Linked DNA regions of Homo sapiens: all the other regions are linked to region 2. Evidence: chromatin contacts called from ENCODE Hi-C or POLR2A ChIA-PET data. All regions are on one chromosome and are shown on one strand. The core of a region is the stretch at or near the end of the contact, and the rest is flanking DNA. Distances in the headings are between cores, read along the strand shown.

Evidence for each region. Hi-C counts contacts between places; a loop is a spot of excess contacts on that map. ChIA-PET counts read pairs that join two places held with the same protein, here RNA polymerase II (POLR2A). Pooled maps may share reads with other maps.
Region 1: a pooled map shows a loop between it and region 2 (2.3-fold over the local background). The contact joins two enhancer-like sites. A Hi-C loop is called at or near these places in 1 of 50 pooled maps. POLR2A ChIA-PET finds 5 or more read pairs at or near these places in 2 of 52 experiments (activated CD4-positive, alpha-beta T cell and activated CD8-positive, alpha-beta memory T cell).
Region 3: a map with no recorded cell type shows a loop between it and region 2 (5-fold over the local background). The contact joins two enhancer-like sites. A Hi-C loop is called at or near these places in 12 of 168 maps with a recorded cell type or tissue (B cell, GM12878, GM13977 and 7 more), 37 of 37 single-sample maps with no recorded cell type and 17 of 50 pooled maps. POLR2A ChIA-PET finds 5 or more read pairs at or near these places in 9 of 52 experiments (B cell, GM10248, GM12878 and 6 more).

Annotation. Positions count from the first base shown.
Region 1 is chr10:95,878,159-95,882,467 of GRCh38, reverse strand. The region is part of intron 2 of ENTPD1-AS1 (ENTPD1 antisense RNA 1); the gene reads left to right. Among named protein-coding and RNA genes, the nearest start is that of CC2D2B, 28 kb to the left of the region's middle. Within about 2 kb of position 1,572, at least 2 of the 41 ENCODE cell types and tissues checked have a DNase peak (open chromatin) inside an H3K27ac peak, as active enhancers do.
Region 2 is chr10:95,816,574-95,821,155 of GRCh38, reverse strand. All of the region lies in intron 1 of ENTPD1 (ectonucleoside triphosphate diphosphohydrolase 1), which reads right to left. All of the region lies in intron 4 of ENTPD1-AS1 (ENTPD1 antisense RNA 1), which reads left to right. Among named protein-coding and RNA genes, the nearest start is that of ENTPD1, 63 kb to the right of the region's middle. RefSeq lists an enhancer at 504-553. Within about 2 kb of position 1,419, at least 4 of the 41 ENCODE cell types and tissues checked have a DNase peak (open chromatin) inside an H3K27ac peak, as active enhancers do; they include B cell and GM12878, where a contact is called at or near this core.
Region 3 is chr10:95,782,229-95,787,164 of GRCh38, reverse strand. All of the region lies in intron 1 of ENTPD1 (ectonucleoside triphosphate diphosphohydrolase 1), which reads right to left. ENTPD1-AS1 (ENTPD1 antisense RNA 1) reads left to right here. Exons shown (of 6, transcript NR_038444.1): 5 at 1,920-2,139. Among named protein-coding and RNA genes, the nearest start is that of ENTPD1, 29 kb to the right of the region's middle. RefSeq lists a silencer at 1,626-1,705. Within about 2 kb of position 1,669, at least 2 of the 41 ENCODE cell types and tissues checked have a DNase peak (open chromatin) inside an H3K27ac peak, as active enhancers do; they include B cell and GM12878, where a contact is called at or near this core.

The DNA.
Region 1 (4,309 bases), core at 323-2,822, 61 kb before region 2:
CATATATAACTTATTTTGAATACACTGAGACTATCTACTGTGAACTGATTTAATACAAGTTAGAACAGACACAATTCTGAATTTTCTGTTTCCCAGGAGAAGGAGCACTTGAGCAATGCCAGGCACTGTTAGGCATTAGCCTCACAGGACATAACATACAGGAAGGGTGTACAGAGCTCAACTTCCCACAGCACTTCATATTGCCTTGACACAGTTCCTTTCCCTCACACAATCTCTGCTCTCCCATTCCAAGGAAGCATTTATCTTCAACATTGAAAATAACTATTATATTCCTGTTTCTTATAAATCCTTGGGAAAATCCCTCTTAGGAGTTAGTGCCAGAGGCCGGGCGTGGTGGCTCACACCTGTAATCCCAACACTTTGGGTGGCCAAGGAGGGCAGATCACGAGGTCAGGAGATTGAGACCATCCTGGCTAACACGGTGAAACCCTGTCTCTACTAAAAATATAAAAAATTAGCCGGGCGTGGTGGTGGGCACTTGTAGTCCCAGCTACTCGGGAGGCTGAGGCAGGAGAATGGTGTGAACCCAGGAGGCGGAGCTTGCAGTGAGCCGAGATCACACCACTGCACTCCAACCTGGGCAATAGAGCAAGACTCCGTCTCAAAAAAAAAAAAAAAAAAAAGTTAGTGCCAGAAATCGGTGATATTGTGGGGCTTGGAGGGTTATTTTTATTTAGGTTGGGTTTTGTTTTGTTTTTTAATGAAACTTTCCTTTATGTTCCTGTTGCTAGGAAGCACAGTTCTAATTTGTGGTCAATTATAGTATCTTATCCTAGGTCTTTAAAAGTTATCTTTTTTCATTCTAACTGATATCTATTGTTTTTTATCTCTATTTCAAGTTGGAGTGTTTTTTGTTATAAAACAGTTTAGCAGTTCCTTATAAAAATAGAAACAGACTTAGCATATGACCCAACAGTTTCACTCTTGGGCATTTATCCCAGAGAAATGAAAATTTTGTTCACTCATAAATCTGATATGAATGTTCATAGCAGCTTTATTTATAGTAACTAAGAACAAGAAACAGCCCAAATATGTTATTTATATAATAAATATTTTATGTTATCAGCTGAATGTCTTTAGGAGTAAGTTATATTTTGATTGTTTCTTCTGACATGAAGTCAGTACAATAAACCAGCATGTCATCAGCCACATTTGTAAGATTACTTCTTTAATGCATCAAATTACAGTAAAAGTGACCTGGTTATGACACATTCCTTTAAATGAAAAGATGCCGGGAAATGTGTTCACCAGTTTTTACTAAAAATTTATTAACACCAAAACAAGTTTGGAATTTTTAAAGCTTATAGTTACAGTCTGATAGCTGATAGTGATACAGGAGATAGAGATTATTTAGGCAGATAGTGAGGGCAAAAGAGTCCTTGGAAGACCCCTCTCTGTAGCAGAGAACTATTCTTTCACCTGTTAAATTTCTGATCTTAACCTCACTCTTTGTGTGTCTGCATCCTTGATCTCTGTGGCCGTCAGACAGCAAACCTCAGGTGTCACCCCAGACAACGAGGCTGCTTCAGTGGGAGGGTGTTTTGGGCTCACAAGTAGATAAAAAGGAGAAATGAAAATGAGGCACAACCCAATTTAGGAGACATCACACCAAAGTCATCTTGTGTCCTGCTGAATTGGGTAAAGGGAGATATTGCTAATACAATAGCATTTATCTTTTATTTATTGTTAAAATACTGGTAATTTATAGCATATTTCCCCTGCCACACATGGGTCTGGGAAAAAGTCAAGGCTTCTTAATGATCAATACCCTCAAAATGGTGTACAGATAAAGAATTATGATTATGCCAACAATGAACCTGTCCAAAGGCATAGGGATTTTGATGAATACCAGTGTAGTGATAGCATAGCAGAAAAGAGACACTTGAGAGACTGGGATTTTGCTAGCAAGGGACTAGGATCAAGATGTTCATTTTTTTTTTTTTTTTTGCTAATCATCAGTGTTACAATGTCTCCCAAGAGGAGATGGAGATCATTAACTGGGTGCCTAGAACAAAACCAAGACCATTTAATGATCACCAGCCTCACAGTGACCTCCATGAACCAGACCCTGGAGATGATTTTGATTTTGTTAGCAAAGCTTGTAGACAAAAGATGCATACTGTTCATAACCAGGCCTATAGTAACTTTCAGGAACACTTCCAATGAAAGATTTTGGTTTTGTTAACAGAGGCTGGAGATAAAAACAACTCTTCCATATAGCTGTGAGTACTCAACCTCATGGGGATTTTCAGAACCAGTTACCTGGACAAGGTTTTCATTACTTCAGTTGAAGTGGTTTGTAAAGGTAAAGACCTTTCCACCAACACTATTCTTATGATGAAATGAATTTGGAAGATTTAGAATGTACTGATGAAGTATCAGATCATACACTGGGACCTTTATATGATCATTCCAACAGTGATTTTTCAGAGAAAATGCCCTTGAAAAAATGTGTTAATAGAGGTTGTGGACAAAGATTGCCACTTTCTCAAAAATTTCAAAAACAAATGGAGTTAAGAAATTTTGTTTTCAACAATGGAACTGGACCAAGGCAAATATTTTACTATTACCACCCACCTAGTGAGCCACAAGAATAAATGCCATCAGAAGACTTGGACTTTGACCAAGAAACATTCTTTTTTTTTTTTTTTTTTTTTTTGAGACAGAGTCTCGTTCTTTTGCCCAGGCCAGACTGCAGTGGCGCTATCTCGGCTCACTGCAAACTCCACTTCCCGGGTTCACGCCATTCTCCTGCCTCAGCCTCCTGAGTAGCTGGGACTACAGGCACCCGCCACCACGCCCGGCTAATTTTTTGTATTTTTAGTAGAGACTGGGTTTCACCATGTTAGCCAGGATGGTCTCGGATCTCCTGATCTCGTGATCCGCCCACCTCGGCCTCCCAAAGTGCTGGGATTACAGGCGTGAGCCACCACGCCCAGCCCCAAGAAACATTCTTACAAAGACCAAGATCTTTTCAGGACCACCCACTTCCTGTTAACATAAATCCTGATTGGTATTTAAACAAGTCAGTCATTTTGTTCTCTACACTAAGGAATGGTATTTTATTTCAATGAAACACTCAAACTTCTTTCAAATTAGGGCATTTGTATAAACATTCAAAAGTGGTATAAAATTATCACTCAATATTTGTTGCGCTATAGATTCAATTTACAACCGAGGTTATTTCTGATTGCTATGAATTGAAAATACCCCATTAAGTTATTTCTTAGGATTGAAGTAAATATAACTTACATTTAAATAGTTTAATTCTTGACCATAAAGAATATCAGAAACAGGCCAGGTGCAGTGGCTCACATCTGTAATCCCAGCACTTTGGAAGGCCAAGGCGGGTGGATCACCTGAGGTCAGAAGTTTGAGACCAGCCTGGCCAACAATGCAAAACTCTGTCTCTACTAAAAATACAAAAGTTAGCTGGGCGTGGTGGCAGGCGCCCGTAATCCCAGCTACTTGGGAGGCTGAGGCAGGAGAGTCACTTGAACCCGGGAGGCAGAAGTTGCAGTGAGCCAAGATTGCGCCACTGCACTCCGGCCTGGGTAACAGAGTGAGAGACTCCATCTCAAAAAAAAAAAAAAAAAAAAAAAATCAGAAACATAAATGTAAAGGCCATGATTTTTAGACAAGGGTCTTAAAAATATTCCTTATAGATGTGCTACAAAAAATATTTTTGACATACACAACCCAGTAGTCCTTTCTTCTATCATTCAGTAGTTTTTAAATCTGTATCACTGAGGTGAGAGCATTAGCAGATCACTGCCCTCAGAAATTGAAGTGCAAGGCAAGGAGAAAAGTAAAGCATGGCACCCTAAAGGGAAAGAACAAGAGAAGGAAGGATATAAAAAGGTATAGAAATCAAAAGAAAAGTCAGGAAAAGAGAAGTGCTGGAATAGAAAAACTGGAATAGAAAATAAGGCCACAGAAGAGAGAAAAGGTTGAAGGGACACAAAGAGGTGTATAGAGAAAGTCATTATGTGCCTTTCCCCGATTTACAATATATTTTCTCCAGTTATCTATGACATTATTCTGTATATACCTGGTTAGATGTTAACTCCTGCCTGAACCTAGTGTGGGTTATTTTGGTATTTCTTTAGAGACTACTCAGTTTTTCTCTCATAACTTTTCTACTAATATCTCATCTATCTTCCTCACCTTCTTCACTTGACAGGAATCTTGGTACCAATAATTGCAGAGGTAGAAGTCAGAGGTAAATATTGATTTAGCTATGGGATAATCTTTCTCAACCCTATCCCTAATCACTCCCATTGATATG
Region 2 (4,582 bases), core at 170-2,669:
GCACCCCACTTTGGTTCCCAACGTTGTGATGTTGACAAACACAGCCCTAAGCAGCATGTCCTTTAGATAAGCAATTATAAATAAAACAACCAATTATAAATATAACAACAAACAAACTGTAGCAATGTTTCTACCATAATAAAATTTTGAATGTTTTACTCCCTCAAGCTATTCAACAAGGTCTACTTGTTAACTTCTTTTGTTTTTGTAAATATGACAATCTTGCAATCTCATTTTCCTTCCATGGCCATTTCAGGCACTATTCTTAGCATCCAAGTTACTACAATAAAAAAAGAAAAACTGATAAGGCCCCTGCTCTTTGGAATTTACAATCTAGTTAGCAAGACAGATAAACCAGAAAAGAAGCACATAAATAGGTGATTTCAGGTCACAATATGTGCTAAGAAGAAATTCAAACCAAGGAACTTGATAGAGTGACTTGCGGTAGAATTGGGAATGAAGGGAAAGGTATCAGATTGAGGGTCAAGAAAGCCTCTCTCAGAAGATGACATTTGAGCCGAGACCTTGAAGGTGACATTTGAGGAGAAAACACCAGCCTGGAGAGGGAGTAAGAACATAAGAGGAAGAAGGAACAGAAACTGCAAGAACCCAGAGGTGGGAACCAACTTGATGTGACTATAATTATTTCTTCCTTTTCCTAACGAGAAAATTTACTAACTTCTTCTTGTCATTGAGGAGTTAGATGTACACTTTTCCACATTTTCCCAGCTTTTGCAATGATATCCAGGTTACCAGAATATATGCAAGCCTTTCATCCTACTCTTATTTCTTATTAAAGATATAATAAGAAAAAGATTTTTAGGTCAGAGAGAAAATTTAGGAATTTTTCATACATGATTTTTCAAATGTTTTTATTACCAAAAGAACCCACAATGGTTAAGTTTGTTTTTCATGTAACTGACTACATTACCCAGAGAGCAGTAATTAAAATGCTATCTTCCATGGACTATATGTCAGCCAGTTTTCAAAAGCCCTGATCACATCCAGGAAGCAGGAGAGTCATCTCAGAAGTGGTGCCAAAGAAGAGGTGCTAGAGGTGGGGTGCAGGTTGACATATCTTGGATGTGTTCATAAAAAGAGAATTACTTAGGTAACTGCCCCTTCTTCTTAGACCCCCAGAGTGCTTTCAGATCCCATGACTGCCACAGTCAAGCTCTATTATGGAAAATTCACATTGATTGTCTTCCCCCTGAAAAGCCCTTAATTTGCCTTGTGGATAACAGAAATGTGGTTTCTGTCATACAATGTGAAATGGTATTTCGAAACAGAATTTCAACAAATGATTTTACCAAAATATCCAATGGCAAAGTGTTGTCATTGTTTTCCCTTTGAATTGGCTTACTGTACTGGAGAATTTAAGACGGCCACTTCCTTTGCATTTTTTTCTTTTCATGTGATGTGACAAGGGAGGGGAATTTTCAGCTTAAAGTGAGAGAGCAAGGTAATATTAACTTCAACTCTTCACCTGACAGAGAGATAAAACTGAAGGAAACCCAAGCTTTGAAAAAACACAGGCTGATTTCAAGCCAATTAGCTGTGTCAGAGGAAAAATACCTTCAAGACTTTTATAAGAATCAAAGGAAGCAAAGGTTCTTTTGATTCTTATAGAAACAGCCATCATGATGTCCAGTTATAATCATACTAAGGTGAAAATCAAAATTATTTAATCTCGGCAGGGTGCAGTGGCTCACACCTGTAATCTCAGCACTTTGGGAGGCAAAGGTGGGCGGATCACTTGAGTCCAGGAGTTTGAGACTGGGGGGTAACATGGTGAAAATCTGTCTCTACAAAAAAAATACAAAAATTAGCCAGGCGTGGTGGCATATGCCTGTAGTCCCAGCTATTTGGGAGGCTGAGGTGAGAGGATCGCTTGAGCCCAGGACACCGAGGTTGTAGTGAGCCAAGATCACACCACTGCACTCTAGCCTGGGCAACAGAGTGAGACCCTGTCTCCAAAACAAACAAACAAATTATTTAATTTTGTCCATAGTCAAAATTCTGTTGTATAGAGAAATCCCAGCATTGCTACTCTGTGATAACAAAAATATAACAGCTTAAAATTTTACTCCATTAATAAACAGATTTGGGGTGTTGACAGATGTGGTGGATTTCAGGCAAAAAAAAGTTTTGCTTTGCAGATCCAATGTGACTGACTAGATTCAAATTGTTTCCAATTTGTTATGAGTCACATCTGGACTAAACTTTTCTTGTCATATAGAGAACAAAACAGCAAATGTGGACAAGCATTGGTGAGCAAACATTCAAGGAATGTTGTGGTCCTTCCTGTGTTTACATAGCCTAATGATGGAACAATCACTGAAGCTCAGAAGACTGGTCCTAATCTGGCGTTGTCGTTCCTCCAACTCACAGAGTCAAAGTCTCCACACCACCCCTGCTACCTTCCTTCTTCTCCATCAGGGAACTCTTCTTGAGGACACATATGTAGGTTGTTCTCACACTCAGGGGCTTGAAGATCCTCTCTCAGTTATTTCATCCCAAGCCCCTTAGACCCACCTTCTTCTATAGTGATATCCACATCCCCTGATTCCAGTCACCCTTACCTCATATCTGATCTTCTACAATGGCCCTTTCTGGTGACTCCCACACTTCCTAATTATCTTCTCTATCAGAATCCCTCCTTCATGTGGCTATAGAAATCTTCCACAATTGACGTTCCTAAGACTCTACCTTATCAAGAACCTATGTCCTGCTGTGTGCCAGATGAAAGCTACACTGGTCTACCTAGACCTCCAAGCCCTTCAGAAATTTCAGCCCTTCCCATTTTACCATTCCAACCAACAGATCTGTTTGGGTCCAAGATGAGAATTCCTGACATTATGACTACTAGAATGTAAGCTCCTTAGGGCAGGGACTTTTTTCTGGCTTGTTCATTGGTATATCCCATGTTGTATGAATGAATGAATGAATGAATGAATTTTGGATTCTCTGAACTTTTCTCAGTGTGGGACGCCTTCATTTGTAATTCCATTCCCCTCATTCTCCAAGTCTTTTTGTCTCCTTCAAAATCAAGCTCAGTTGGAAGCTATGCTCCCCCTATACTCTACAAAGCTCAGTTATGTCAGTAGTCCTCTCTTCATGTGCTACCTCTAGATATAGCTTGAACCATTTCAGTTTGGGAGTTCTATAGTTGTTGGAGAGGGGACTATGCCTCATTCATTTTTTCAGTTGGTCACTCAATAATTACTTATTGAACACATTATTACTATGAACTAGACCTGCCCTAGGCTCTGAGCTACAGCAATAACCCAAAGTGAGAAATGTCCCTATCCTCATGGTGCTTATATTCTAGTTGGGAGAAAAATACAATAAGCAAGATAAACAAAATTTACAGTGTATTACATAATTTTAAGTGCTGAGGAGGAAGAAAAAGCAAGGAAGGTAAAAAGGAAGGATGCAGTGATTAGGACTGGCCTGAGAAGGTGATTTCTATCACAGGGAGAAAGCCTGCATACCTCTGAGGCAAGAGCTTTACAGCATCTGGAACTGTACACAGAAAGGCCCTGAGGGGAGAGTAGTAGGAACTGGTCAGAGGATCAATGGGGTCCCCTGCTCATAAGGCCTTGAGGGCACTAGTGAGGGCTTTGCCTTATTCTGAGTGATGTGACTTACTTCTAAAGTCATTCATATAATCTATGCTTAGCAACTTAGGGGTGAACAAGGAACCATTGGGGGCTGTTGAAGTCACTGGAGAGAGAGGGTGTGGCCTTTTAGGGTGGCACATCCCTGCCTCTTGTGGTAATGATGTGCTGAGGCTACTCAAATGAGGTCAGGCCACACAGCCAAGTGTGGACAGAGCCTGGCTCCATCAGAGCAGAGCTTGTGCCAAAACCAGGTCTGGGCAGACGCATCCAGGAGGAGTAAACATAATCACATGTGACAGCCTTCTCAATGCCTTCTAGACTTCTTGATGGCTCAGCACTGGAGAGTCTTTTCTGAGAGACCATCATCAGGAAGGGTCACCGAGCCAACAATCATCAGGATCCATCAGCAGTTAGTCAAACTCCACAGACTTCTGGGGGATGGTTCAAGCTAGAGCAGAGTTCAGATAAGCTTACCTTTGCTTAGTCTCTGTAAGCCTCCATTTCCTCATGGGCAGAATGGGAGTCACAATAGTATCTGCTTCATAGGGTTGCTATGTAAGGTTCAATGAGCTAACAACACGTAATAGCCTATACTAAAGAGTTCTTACTATATTCCAGATTCTACTCTTAGCACTTTAAATGCAGCCATCAATTTAGCCTTCACTACAATCCTATAAGGTGCACGTAATACTATCATCTTCTCTATAAAATCTGTATTAGTTTTTTAGGGCTGCCACAACAAGTTACCATGAACTTGCTGGCTTCAAACAGAAATGTATTCTTTCATAAATCTGGAGGCCAGAAGTCCAAAAGTTAAGGTATCAGCAGGGGCATGCTCCCTTTGAAGGTTCTGGAGGAGATGTCTTTCTTGTCTTTTTCAGCTTCTTAGCATTCCTTGGCTTGTGGCTGCATCACTCCAATCTCCACCTCTGTCTTCACATGGCCTTTCCCCCTGTTGC
Region 3 (4,936 bases), core at 420-2,919, 34 kb after region 2:
TCTTATTATGCTTTATTGGAAGATGCAAAGACCATGGCCCAGCACCTTTCTATGCATCATTCTAATGTTGGTAGCTCATTACCTAAATTGAAAACAAAACCAAAGAGCAAAACAAAACCTCGAGGTTACTAGCTCTGGGATCTTGAGTAAGTCACCTTTTCTACCTTGTTTCCTCAGCTGTAAAATGAGGATTAATGGTAATACCTACTTGACAGAGTTAAGAGGATTAAAGTAAATTGAATAATGTATAAGAAACTGCCATATGAACCATAAATTCAATGATTATAATGATGATTGTGATGGTTTGCAAGGCCACAACTCCATTTGTAATCAACATACAAAATCAAATATCTAAATGTGCAACACTCAAGTAACCAGAGGCTTTTTATATTTATAAATGGTGTTGAAAATTTTAAGTTTCCCAGATTTCCAGGTTTCATCTTTTTCCCATGGCAGAAAAGTCTAGGTTGGATAAGGTGGTTTCTGTCATTTTAAGATATGCTGAAACTTTTTCTCACTAGATTTGGTGCTTTCTCTGCTGACAGTGGGCACAGGGAGCCAGAATCTAGGACTGCACTTGGCTTGGTGGGAACCAGTCCTGAGCTGCCTTCCTCCTTGGGGAACAACATTAGTCTCAGATTCTAACACCAGGGTTCGCTTTCTCAGGCAAAGGACGGTAGTGCAATACGGAAGCTAGGGATATGCATTCCTTCTCCCTCCCCTACTGAACCTGCGTCTCCTTCAACCTTGTCTTTCAGGCTCCTTTTCAGGGCAATATGGAAGTCTCTGTGCTCAAAGTACCCTCCATCCTCCATTGCTTATTGCTCCACTAATTTCCAATTTGGTGGAGTTAAAAAGAAATACCTCTGGTGGCCTTAAAGTCAAAGGAAGCTGTGTGGTCCTTCTCACCAAAACCTGGCTGTGGCAAAGCTGAACAGAATGAACAGAAGTTTTGAGTCATTATGGGAAGGGGAGGGGCAAACCATCCCTAGGGAGTTTGGAACAAAGTGCTTTAAGCAGCACCCAAGCACTGGGTAGCAGGGTGGGAGGACATAAGGGGTCAGGAGGTAGAAGTGAGGCTCAGATATGAGGCCCTCAGATAAACACCTCTCTTTCACCTGCATCCAGTTTTACCAAGTGCCCACTCTTGTCTCCTTCCTGCCTCCTTAGATAACAAGAGCAGCACCACTGGATGCTAGGCCAAGAAAAACGCTTGCCATCCTCACAATCATCCTCTTCCCCATTTGTTATGTTCTTACTGGGTAGCAGGCACTGTGCTAAGCACTTTATACTCATTGTTCATCAAATTATCACAACACCATAGATATCATTAGCCTATTTTGCACTTGAGAAAACTGGGGTCCAAAAGTTTGATAACATATTCGTGGTCACACAAATGGTAAGCACAGAGCTGGAATTTGAGGACAAGCCTGTCTGACTCCAGGGATTCTAAGCTCTTAATTATTAGGAGACATTGACACTCATTTAACTCTTCTCTTTTCTTTTATTTCCCCCACCTATCCACCTCCCAACTTCCTTCAGCCAAATGAGGCCAGTTTACATAGCCACCTTCTGAGAAAAGTTACCACAGATGGTTTCTGCTTCATAAGTTGCTGGGTTGGTTTTGTGGCCAACCTTGTGTCCTGAGACCTTATGATCTTGGCCACAACAGATTGTTCCAACAACTGCTGCTTAAGCCAAAGTCAACTATAGGCTGGACTTGCATTATCTCATTTAATCCTCATAACAAAGCTTTAAATTAAGTACTAATACCAACTGCATTTTACAAGCGGGAAAACTGACATTCAGATAAGTTAACTTACCTGCCTAAGGTGGGACAGCTAGTAAGAAGCAGAACTATGATTGGAAGGTAGGTTTATCTGAATGCTTGAACACTGTTCTACCTCCCATTTTTTCAGAGATCAATAGAGTTGGCCTGGAACAAGAGATGCCCTTGAATGCAAGTTGTAACAACTGAGAGAAATTGCCCAGACACTGCAACGGGAGTTGCCAACAAAGTAACAGAGTCAGAGAAGAGCTGAGTCTTGGGAATGAAAAAGTGATGAGGGGATGACTTCCACAGTGGGTATCCGGTCATTTGGGCTGCTGCTCTGCCCTCATCAAAGTGATTTCCACTCTGTGAGTCTCTGATATGCAGCTATAGAACCTGTTGCCTGTTTCCTAATTTATCCATGTGGGCCTGTCACCCTCATCACCTCAGGTAACAAAGTCCAGTCCTTATTACTTTGTGCCTCACACATACACTCCCTTAGGCCTAAACTCCCTGCAACGCCACTCCTGCCAAACCCCCATGATTGTCCTGGCCTGATGGAGTGAAGTAATGAGAGACTTGAAGCTTTGTAGACCTGAATGCTCATATCTTGCCACTACCCCAGCCTCCAGCTTTACTTCCTCCTCCAATGGGTAGCTCTCTCTCCTCCTTCCTCATTGTCTGCCAGCCTGAGGGAAAAGAGTACTGAGGCCGATAGGTGTTTTCCAAAAGGCTCTGGGTGCACTGGATGTACACCAGATGTTTCCTGCGACAACAGCAAGACAAAGGCAGTGGGCATGCAGAAAGCCATATAGCAATTGGTCTCTGGAACTGCTACTTCCTGGGTCCACAAGGTCTTGGGGTGACTAGGAAACACAGCCTGAGTTTTTCTCCCCAGGCCTTCACACTCTACAGTTAGCCCCATTCTCTACACAAGACAATGGAGCTCATAGGAGTCCCCATGTCTCTGAGCTTGGCTAGGGCAAACAGTTAGAGAGTGGCTGCTGGTGAGAGACAGTGCTGAAAATGCTGGCAGCAAGCCATATAAGACATTTTTAGTGGCCCCATAATGTCTATATACTCTAAGGAACTTGTATTTGTGAGCAGCTGGTGCTACATCATTAGATGTCATATGTGACAGGCTGTTCCAAGAAAGATCCAGGATACAAGAAGCTGGATTTCCTGACTTCAGTGTCCCTGGGTTTTTAATGCCTACCCTATCTTATGGGTAATTTGGCAAATGGTCAAATTGCTACACTGATCTTTTCTACAATCAAAAAAAAAAAAAAAAGAACAAGCAAAGCACCTGATTATACAAAGCATCTTACTACATTCCTCCTGCAGGAAGGCAGGATATAGTAATCGAAAGAGACAAAAGAAAAAAAATGACTAGGAACCTATATTTTTGCATAGATTTTCTACCCGCTTTCACCCCCACCTCTTCCCAGGCCACCTGCTATTCTAGTTCTTGGTCACCAATTTTGCCTCATCTTAAAATTTGTTCCTCTTTCCCATAATCAGTAGTAACTAGAAGCTGAGTTCCCCAGGCAACCATAAATACTTGTTATTCTTTTTGCCACGTGACTTGCCCTAAAAATAAATTCAAATATTTTTCCTACCATCAAAATGCCAGGAAGAATTGGATACTGTCTTGAAGAAGTGGACACTGTTTTTTTTTTTTTTATGCCTACCTGTGAAATAGAGCAGGCCTAATGCTACTTAGCCAAAATTTTTAGGAATCCTAAGAAAGTCCTAACACAGAAGGTAATATAAAAACCTGGGTGTTATCCTATCTTGAAAATGGGACAAGCAAAGAAGGGGTTGGGAAAAGAGAATTAGAACAAGCTGATACACACATGCTCACACAACCCAGACCAGTATAATTTGTTTTTCTTTTTAGAAAGAGAGTAGCAAAGAAAAGAGTGCGTGTTTGCTCTGAAGTTTAGTCAAGATTTTGCCACTTTCTTTGAAATGCCCCCTTGATGTGCCAGCCAAGGACCCTTAGAGACCTCCATTTGAAGCTGAAAGTACTTGAAGCCAATTAATGAAAAAGATTTGCTTTCCAGTCTCATGTGACTCTGGGGTGGATGACCTTTTGGAAATCATGGACAAAGTCTCCATTTAGAGCTCCTACAGAGTGATGACCCCACTATACAAATCACTGTGAATTAGGGAGCTTCCAAATTAAACAAGATTCAGCAAATAGAACAGCGACAATGGTAACAATGCTACTCATAAAACTACATTTAGATGCTCTCAAAAACAGTTTACAAAATTCATTTTTGTCCACTCTCTTTTTTGATCCTCAAAGAAACTCCCTAGGAGACAACGGATACATACACTACACACACACACACAAACACACACACACACCGCTTCCATTTTATAGGTGTGCAAAAGCTGAAGCTAAAGAGCAAAGCAACTTGCCCAACCTGTATGTTGCTGAGTGTAAAATTCAACCAAGCCTTCTACTTCTAGCTCAGTATCTTTTTAACCCAGACATTCTCCTCCCATGCCTCCATCCCATTATCCCCAAGAATCCTGAAACCAGTAGTTATCCAGATGACCAGGAGCTGAAAACGCAGCCTTAGAACTTTTAGAGAATCAATTCAAAAATAGATAAAAGAATAGAAAAACTGTTGGGGTTGGGGGAACAACAGGAAGAGCTGAGATGAACTAATGCAGGATGAAATCAATAAGGCAAGGGGGAAAATTCTCTCTTCCTTTTTCCTTCACATCTTCCCTGTTCATCACCACCTAGCCTAGGCGCCAGGACTTCCTCAAATTGCCCTAACTCTTTTGCCCAATACTGGGTTGTTTTTACCAGGTTCACGTGATAGGCTCTGAAAATATTTTAGCTAAACCTTCTGATTAGCCAGGAGCATGTTTCCAATTTTTTCTTGGAACTACTAGCCCCAGTCATATTCATTTTTACTACCTCCTTTGACACATGTTCCTTATATGACATAGTCTCTGCATCCTTCCTCATTCTGGACATACCTACCCAGTTTGACAATGTCTCACTTCAGATGTGATACAAAAAAGGAAATATACTACCCATAAAGTGATTTTCAGTTCTTCACTCAATAAATCAACCAAAAAGTAAATAAATATATACTGAATCACAGGAAACATTTTAGAATGATAGAATGCTCTATATCTTAA